2 separate regions of the Homo sapiens genome follow, and region 2 is linked to region 1. A link is a loop called in an ENCODE intact Hi-C map of the cell type or tissue named here. Cell type or tissue: PC-9. All regions are shown on one strand. Each heading gives the region's core, and the rest is flanking DNA. Links, peaks and the distances in the headings are about the cores only.

Region 1 (4,406 bases), core at 321-4,320:
CAATGTGTTAATAGATAGTAGGCAAAAAACCCAGTGAAATGCACAACTTTTGGCTCCATCTCAAAGATTCTAGTTTGATGGTCCAGGATGGGACTAAAGAGTTTGCATTTTTAACAAGTATCCCAAATGCCATTGATATAGCTGACCATAGACCACATTTTGAAAAACATAAGCATAGGCTTTGGAGACAGAAGAGTCTGGGTTCAGATCTTTCATTTGTCATTGCTCATATACCTGGGGCAAATTACTTAACATCCTTTGAGTTTCAGTTTCCCAATCTGTAAAAAGCAGTGATAATAATAATTATACCTACTTCAGGGATTTCTGATAATTAAGACTTTATTTGTAAAGTGTCTAAGTACTTACTACAAGGGATCTTATTATCATTAATTTTTAACTAAACATTGGGCTCCATCTTTAAATTATCAGAATATTCTTTATAGAGAGTTTCCTGTCAAATCTTTAGCAAATATAGCTTGTAGTTAGCTAACTGTCATTTGCACTGATCTTGTTAGAGTTGCACTTGGGGAACTAGCCATGCTACTGATCCATGTCTTTATGCAATTCCATTTTCAACTAGAGTATAAAGTTTATAATGCATAGACTGTTGAAATCATTTCTACATAATGGGGTCAACAATAAAAATTCTCCATTCTAATATTGGTAAGATGAAAGTATGCATACATTTCTATATTACATTTATTAATAATTTCTCTTAATCAGCGTATGCACACATCCATTAGCCTAAACCAAATGTATGAGTCCATCCTTCCATACTTGTATAGTATAAGAAGAAACACATTATATTATAATAATTTCCATCTATCTTGCCTCAACCATCAATACACACATTGATTTATTTATGTTAGTATGCCCAGTACCTAGAATGTTATCCGGCATATAGCACTTGCTCAGTGAGTTTGTTAATTGATGAATTTTGTGAATGAATTACTACTAAAACTGATATGCTGTTATTGCGGTTCTTGCATCTTTTATAAATGATAATTTTCTGTCATTCAAGTTAATAAACTACGAAAAGACATTTATTGTATTCCTGCCCTAAAATGTCAGGTATTGGCATATTTTGTTGTTGTTGTTGTTGTTGTTTATTTTTTGAGATGGCGTCTCACTCTGTCACCAGGCTCTGTTGCCAGGCTGGAGTGCAGTGGAGCAATCTCGGCTCACTGCAACCTTCGACTCCCTAGTTCAAGCTATTCTCCTGCCTCAGCCTCTCAAGTAGCTGGGATTACATGCACGTGCCACCATGCCCAGCTAATTTTTGTATTTTTAGTAGAGATGGGGTTTCGCCACGTTGGCCAGGATGGTCTTGATCTCCTGACCTTGTGATCCGCCCTCCTTGGCCTCCCAAAGTGCTGGGATTACAGGCGTGAGCCACCGTGCCCGGCCTGGGCATATGTTTTAAAGACATTTATGAAGCAACTTCTATTGTCTAATATGAGGACTTCCACTGAAGCATTCTTTCATGTGGGTCCTGTTCCTACATTGCAGATACACCCACCTGTTGTCCTCTAGTAAGCACTGTTATTTCTTTACTCGGCATGTATATCACTCTTCAGCTAGCAGATGCTAATTTCGTTCTCTATTCATCTCTTTCGTAGCCCTGTGCTTCCAGAGAAGCTGGTCTTACCAGAAGCTCCAGGCTGGACCTGAGTGATGTGAGGGAAATTCTACTGACTTTGCCAGTGATTAGCTTAGAATTACCTAAACTCAACACAGGTAAATGGGATGTCTGCCATAAGCTTTTTGTAAAAATTTCTAGGAATTACAATTCCTGAAGGAGAGATGATTTTTTTTTCCTGTGGTTTGATGCCTGGAACTACTGCAACCAGTTGACCTCCAGCCTGAGGATGATGCAAACCTTGCTACTGAGTCACCCAGTCTTGAGGCTTGCTCCACCTCTGGACTTCCTGTTATGTGAGATGATAAATCTCTTGCTGATTAAGATCTTGTAATTGAAACAGGCTCCCTTCAAATAGATCACTTTGCAAACTATGTTAACATAGTGGTTCCTGATAAAGGGAATCAAATTTCTGTGGTAAGAAGGGGTTCCTCAGGTTTTGCAAGCTGCTGGAGTCCACATGCACATTAGGTATTATGGCTTGACTGCATAAATAGAGATACAACTTTTGAGTTGTGGAATTCTCAAAATTATTTGATAATGTTAATATAGGATGCTTTGAGAACAAAAAGTAAAGAAACAGCTGATATTGAGTCCTGGAAAATAAAGTTTATGTTTTAGAGAAAGTCCTTAATTAGGTCTGGACTTCTCCAGTTCCTATACAGGAGTCCTCAGGCAAAATACTTAACCTTATTAAACTTTAGATGCCTGTTTGTAAAATGACAAAAATCCCACCCTGACTTGCCTCTTTAGGAGTGTTGTTATGAGGCTGAAATGAGATATGGTAAGTAAAAGGGCTTTGTAAATAAGAAAAGCACTTCCCAGGCAGTAATTTGAGGAACTTTCTCCTTTTCTAAGTTTACCAGTTTTTTTTTCTCATTTACTTTCAATGCTAATAGTACTTCAGCATGAAAATGTCACTTCTACAAATCTTGAACCCCTAATTTATGCTAGACATTGTATACACCAAGAGGATTATAGCTGATTATTCCTGTCTCATCTGTAAATTAAAGACTGGAAAATGACCACATCCTCAGTTCAAAGGCCTTTAATTCAAAAGTTTCATATCTAGGATTGATAATGAAATCCCATAAGGAAAAAATGCACATGTATTTTCTATAGAAAATTCTGGCAGGGGTTGGAAAAAATAAGCAAAAATATATGCAAAACTTATTTGTTCTTTTAAAAAGTCACTTGAAACTTAAATCACAAAATGGAATGCTGAAAATCAGAATGCTAAGACTTAATAGCCATAGGCAAACGAGGTGAGCCATTTCACCTCCACGAATGTCAGCTGTGTGAACCTTGGCAGAAACATGCAGGAAGAAGGGGAAGGAGATGATTGTTCATAGGAAGTAAAATTGAAACAGGTATGGTACACCCTATGGGAGTGCTGCTATAATAAGAGGGTGCAGTTTTGTTAAGCTGGGCACAGAGCCAAAGCAGAAATATGTATGAATATACATACCTACATTTGTACGTGTATGTGTCCATAAATAGGTACATGCATAGTCACATATATATACATAAATATAGACATACACACATACATATATATGAATATATACATACATATGTAGTATCTGAATTTTTATAATTACTGTATAGACTAATATTAATGCAGAATAAAATTGTTGCTAAATACACAACTTCATATGTTTCTTATAACCTTGAGGCTTATATAGGGCTTATTGGTCTTTTTATCTGAGTAAAGAAACTGAAGCTCAGAAAGATTAACTGATTTATCCATGGTTGCAGAGCTGGTCAGGTTTTTTTTTTTTTTTCTTTAAACAAAAGGAGTATGATGCTGCTTTTTTTTTTTTTTCTTTACAGAAAGAGTTTGATCTAAACTGGTTAAGTTTGAGTTGGGATTTCAACTGATATGTAATTTTGGACTCAGAGTCCAGGGTTCACGCCCTTCTCTATCCAGGGTCGTAGAGTCTCAATGTTTCCAGGGATCTTAAAGTGGTCTGGTCTAACCTACCTTTAATTTAAGGACTAATCCTCCATTTGATTAATTAGTTGATCAGTTCGTCATTTCATACTCTTAAAAAAAAAAAGGAAACAGAAAAATGGTAGCCAGTTGAATATATCAATTTTTCACCATTCCTTCTCACCAAAGGAAACATTCACAATGCTCAAAACACAATAATCATCCTAGTATCTTGCTTTCATTTGCTGTAGTTCAAATTGACTACTCTTTTGTAGCATGCTAATAACATAAGATATAAAATAATAATAAGAAAAACATGAATTATATAACTCCTGAGAGGAAGGAAGAGTACATTGGGTTCTTGTGCCTCAGCTTTGACAATGACTCACTATGTGAGCTTGGGCAAGTCACTTATTCTTTCTGTGCCTCAGTTGCATCACCTATAAAATGAAGGCATTGGGAGAGATGCCACTTGAGGCCCTTCCTACTTAGTTTCTACACCGCTCTGAGAAGCCAAGTGGAGGGAACAGTGTCTCCAAGCAAGGGTACAGAATGAGTTGTCTATGGAGGTTTCTTGTCCACTTAGAAGTTTTCAGTGAAAAATACCAAGGGTTGGGCGAAACCTCCATGTTTCCTGAGTTTTCATCAACAGTGTTGATTGCATCTGCTATGCTGGGGCCTGGTCAGATGTTGACATGGCTCATCCAAAAATAGTTTGAGAAACCTAGGCTAACCTTGGAAAAAATCTGTTTTACCACAGTAAACTTTCAATCCCATTAACAGAATTTTTCCTTTCCTGATTCCTGTCTAGAACCACCCAGGGCTCTTACTCAT
Region 2 (4,334 bases), core at 335-4,334, 120 kb before region 1:
TAATGAAGGTAGGCAGAAAAAGGAATGAAATAAATAAAGTTTTAACATTGTGTTAAAAGACATATATTAAAAAATATATATCCATAGGAGGAAAAATTAAGCAGCCAAAGAATATAGACGTATTAGGGCAGAAGATGCAGTTTTAAATAAAATGATCAATGAAGGCTTCACTGAGAAGGTGATATTTAGTACAAGACCTTAAGAAATGAAGGAGCAAGCCATGTGGCCACCTCGCGAAAGAGTAATTTAGGCACAGGGAAGAGGAAATGTAAGGCCCTATAAAAAGAACATACTTGGACTATTTAAAGACTGACAAGGATCCCAATATGGCTGGAGTGAAAAGAGAAAGCTAATGAGTAGGAGAAAGGAAGGGAAGTGAATAACTCAGGTAGGATCTTTGCCACATTGTAAAGAAATTTTTAAATGAAGTGTTTGTTTCAAATGAGATGGGAAATGGCAGAAGGAATTAATCTGAATTGAATTTTATTTAAATAGAATTACTCTATCTACTCAGCATTTCTGTAAAAAGTCAAGCATAAATTCCCTCAAGCACTTGAGTCATGATAGAAAGTTTGGGATTTGGGACAGAATAGTGATGATGTAGATTGTGTCCTCAGCATGTCACAGGGGAATTCTCTGCTGGGAGTTAGACACACTTGGCTGGAGCTCCCATGTAGCCTCTACCAATTTTGGTATCTTAGGCATGATACCAATCAGCCTCCTGAGCCTCAGTTTCTTCACCTGTCATATGCAGAAAACAATACCTCCCTAATTCACTTCAATCGCATTGCAGTTATGAGATTACAAGGAGATGATACTGGGAAAGAGTCCCAAAAGAAAAATTCTATGCAGATGAAAGAGATTCTTGATCTTTAAGAACAGGTGTACCTGCTGGCTGAAGACATGGGTCTTATTGGAGGGTAGGGGAAGAAGGCAATGAAGGGGAGGAAGAGGAAACACACATTGTAAAGCAGTTGGGAAATCTTCAAAATCTCTATAGATCGTTGGAGATCTTTGTCAGCGACCCGTTAGGAATTTACCAAATCTTGTATTGATATGGCACTTTCCCAACCCTCAACATGAAAAAGTGATTTCAAAATGTACAATAGACAGGTGAAGATAAAGGCAGGAAAGTTCTGGTAGAGTATGTTTCTCACATATAAGTAGTGTATTAATTAATATAGTTGTAGTAAATATGTTATCTAGGCACAAATCAGTGAGTCAACATTGGAAAAGAGATTTTGCAGCCACATTTGATGGGGAGAAGCAGTTTGTGTGCCAGATACTGAATATAATAGACATTCTAAGTAATTTAGTTAAGTGGGATGTGATATTTGAAATTGACACAATCCCTAGAAAATGCAGAGTGTGAGTTGTCTGAATTTATTGTAGAAAGTAACATGCATTTTTCAACATTTAGTAGGAATTCACTCTTGGTTTATCTACCTGTATTATTAAAATTATTTGTGCTGCATGCACACCTCTTCTGGCTAAGTAAAAACAGGAAGACAGACAAACAAAACATTTATTAAACATACATTTGAGTTACTTTCAGAGTTTATGTGTTTGGGAAGGACAAAACCCAAGATAGCTTTTGAGAACTCAGTAGAAGCACATAGAAACTTTATTCTAGATTAGAGCACTGCTTTAACTGGCATCTTGCTCTATAATAAGATTTCAGTCTTGTCTTACTGTCCACAGTAAACAATTCTGGGAGATTACTGTATTTCTAGCTCTGCTATGTCACATTTTACTTCTGGTAAGTGGGCAAGAACCATAGCCATGGCTGCAGAGGATCCACCTCTGTGTAATAAGGTGGTGGCACGAAAGGCCTGCAACTAAACATTTCAATGACTCTTCCATCCCTGACACTGCTATTTTATGAGAAAAATAGTGACTCTGTGGGAAGGCAATGATTTTATTAATTTTAAAAAGGTCAGTTTTTAAGTTTACTAGCATAGGAGAGTGGGCTCAGATAGTTTTAAAATACTTTCTAAAAAAGATGTGTAAAACTTTTAACTCTGAAATTGCATACATTTTTAGGAGTTGAGAGCTTGTTTTGAGGTCAGGTTTTAATCCTCTTTCTGTCACTTATTGGCTCTGTGAATTCGAACTTGCTACATTATCTGGGCTTTAGTCCTCTTATTTTGAACCATTCTTTGGTTATCCTGTTGAATATATAAATATATAAATATTCACCAAGAGATATATATTTGCATCATTAAAACTTTAAACATGGCCAGAAAAAATTACTAATAGCAACACAAATCCTCTCCATCAACTATGTGATCCCAAAGCGCCATATTTATTCTAACTTTCTAAAAGCAAAAATGCAGTCAGGGTGTTCAAAATGAGTTCTGTTTGGTTGAAGCCAGAGCCTGAATCCTGAGAACTCGTTGGGAGTTGCTTTGAGGGCTCTGTCCTGGAGGACTTGTGGAGCCAAACTGGAAAAGCAGGATTTGGCTGCTCTTGGATTGTCCAGGAGCCACATGGGTGTGTCCTTTGAAACACAAGCCAAAGAGAGGAAAACAATTACCAAGTAGAGCTGGTTTAAGACGTTAAATAAACCAAATAACTTTTAACCTTTCCCTTAAAATTTTTATGCTTCTGCACTTTAAAATAGAAGAGGTTTCATAATAAAATCAACTATAATACATTCTTGAGGAAATGAGCAACAAAAACAACAAAGCAAAAATTCAGAGTATATAAAGAAAGAATCAGAAACAAGAATGAAGGGAGAATGTACATTGAATAAACTCCTAAGGATAAGTTGAGTCACCAGTTTCACTGAGTTTCTGGATAGATAGGTGATGAAAAAGAAAAAAACTAAGTCACATAAATCTTTTTTTTTTTTTTTTTTTTGAGACAGAGTCCCTCTCTGTTGCCCAGGCTGGAGTGCAGTGGCTGTGATCCTGGCTCACTGCAGCTTCTGCCTCCCAGGTTCAAGCGATTCTTCTGCCTCAGCCTCCCGAGTAGCTGGGACTACAGGCACCCGCTACCACACCTGGCTAATTTTTTGTATTTTTAGTAGAGACAGGGTTTCACAGTTTTAGCCAGAATGGTCTCGATCTCCTGATCTCATGATTTGCCTGCCTCAGCCTCCCAAAGTGCTGGGATTACGAGCCACAGTTTCGCTCTTGTTGCCCTGGCTGGAGTGCAGTGGCTTGATCTTGGTTTACCACAACCTCTGCCTCCCTGGTTCAAGCGATTCTCCTGCCTCAGCCTCATGAGTAGCTGGGATTACTGGCATGTGCCACCATGCCCGGCTAATTTTGTATTTTTAGTAGAGACAGTGTTTCTCCATGTTGGTCAGGCTGGTTTCCACCTCCCGACCTCAGGTGATCTGCCCGCTCGGCCTCCCAAAGCGCTGGGATTTGGTAGGCACCTGTAATGGCATGAGGCACTATGCCCAGCCATCACATAAATCTTATAAGCAGAAAAGAGGAATCTGACTTTAGGGAAGGCATATTTTTTTTTTTTTTGCCTGATTTCTAAAAGAAAAATTTTCCATAAGACTTCATGAAAACGTAATCAAGTGACATTGTGGCCACGGGCAATTTTGCTTATCAGGTGCACTGGAATTTCCTGTCTGACTTACTTATTCCTAGATCCCTCCCTAGGAAGTTCTGACTGAGCAAGTCTAAGCATAAAAGTCTAGTGTGTCCTATAGTACATTTTGCCTTAATCCAAAACACTTGTATAAAAATTAAGAATTCATAAAGTGACTTTCTATCCATTACCTCTTTTGATAATTTTAGTAATCTAGTGAGGTTTGTCCAAATTTGTTTTTAAGCAGGAAAGAAAATTTATACTTAAAATATCAAATGACTTAAGACACAAAAAAAGATGACTTGAATTCATATGGTTTTAAACAATGCAGGACAAATGGAGTTAAAATTTTAATTTTATTGAAAATATTAAAGCCAGTAAAAATCATGCCAATGTTGTTCAGTAGAGGCTGAGAGGTTCTCAGATGAACCAGGTATTCGGTTATTGGATATTTTTCCAAATACTGTACCTCTCTCTACTCATCATATCAGGTTGTGTGTAGAATCTCTTCTCTCAGAGTTCACCTTATTTGTAGAGCATTCATAATGCTTATCCCCTCCTCCAGATATTCCTTCTTATCTTTTCCAAGGCATTCCCAAGGCCCCTTTATGCATAACTTTATCATTTCCTTCCACAGTTATGAGATACACAGAGCTATGTGATTGCTGAGTCCATAAACTTCTCAACAGCCAGCTAGTTATTCATTTTGGTAGCATTGGCTGATTGATATAGTAGGTATGGATTAAAGAAGCATTAAAGAAATGTGTAAAAAAAAAAAAAAGGGA

What was found. Peaks named below come from ENCODE experiments on the same cell type or tissue, not always from the same donor. Only the 100,000 strongest peaks of a DNase experiment are listed, where the experiment ranks them.
Region 2: a loop joins it to region 1, with 4 times the contacts of the local background. A loop is called at or near these places in 1 of 110 quality-filtered maps.

What each region holds. Positions count from the first base shown.
Region 1 is chr5:148,009,988-148,014,393 of GRCh38, forward strand. No RefSeq gene overlaps it. Among named protein-coding and RNA genes, the nearest start is that of SPINK5, 52 kb to the right of the region's middle. In PC-9, for the core only: no CTCF peak of the experiment used is centred there; a DNase peak (open chromatin) is centred at 1,974.
Region 2 is chr5:147,890,440-147,894,773 of GRCh38, forward strand. It overlaps C5orf46 (chromosome 5 open reading frame 46), which reads right to left. Exons shown (of 4, transcript NM_206966.3): 4 at 2,283-2,500. Among named protein-coding and RNA genes, the nearest start is that of SCGB3A2, 14 kb to the left of the region's middle. In PC-9, for the core only: no CTCF peak of the experiment used is centred there; DNase peaks (open chromatin) are centred at 2,482 and 3,572; H3K4me3 peaks cover 609 bases; H3K27ac peaks cover 3,027 bases.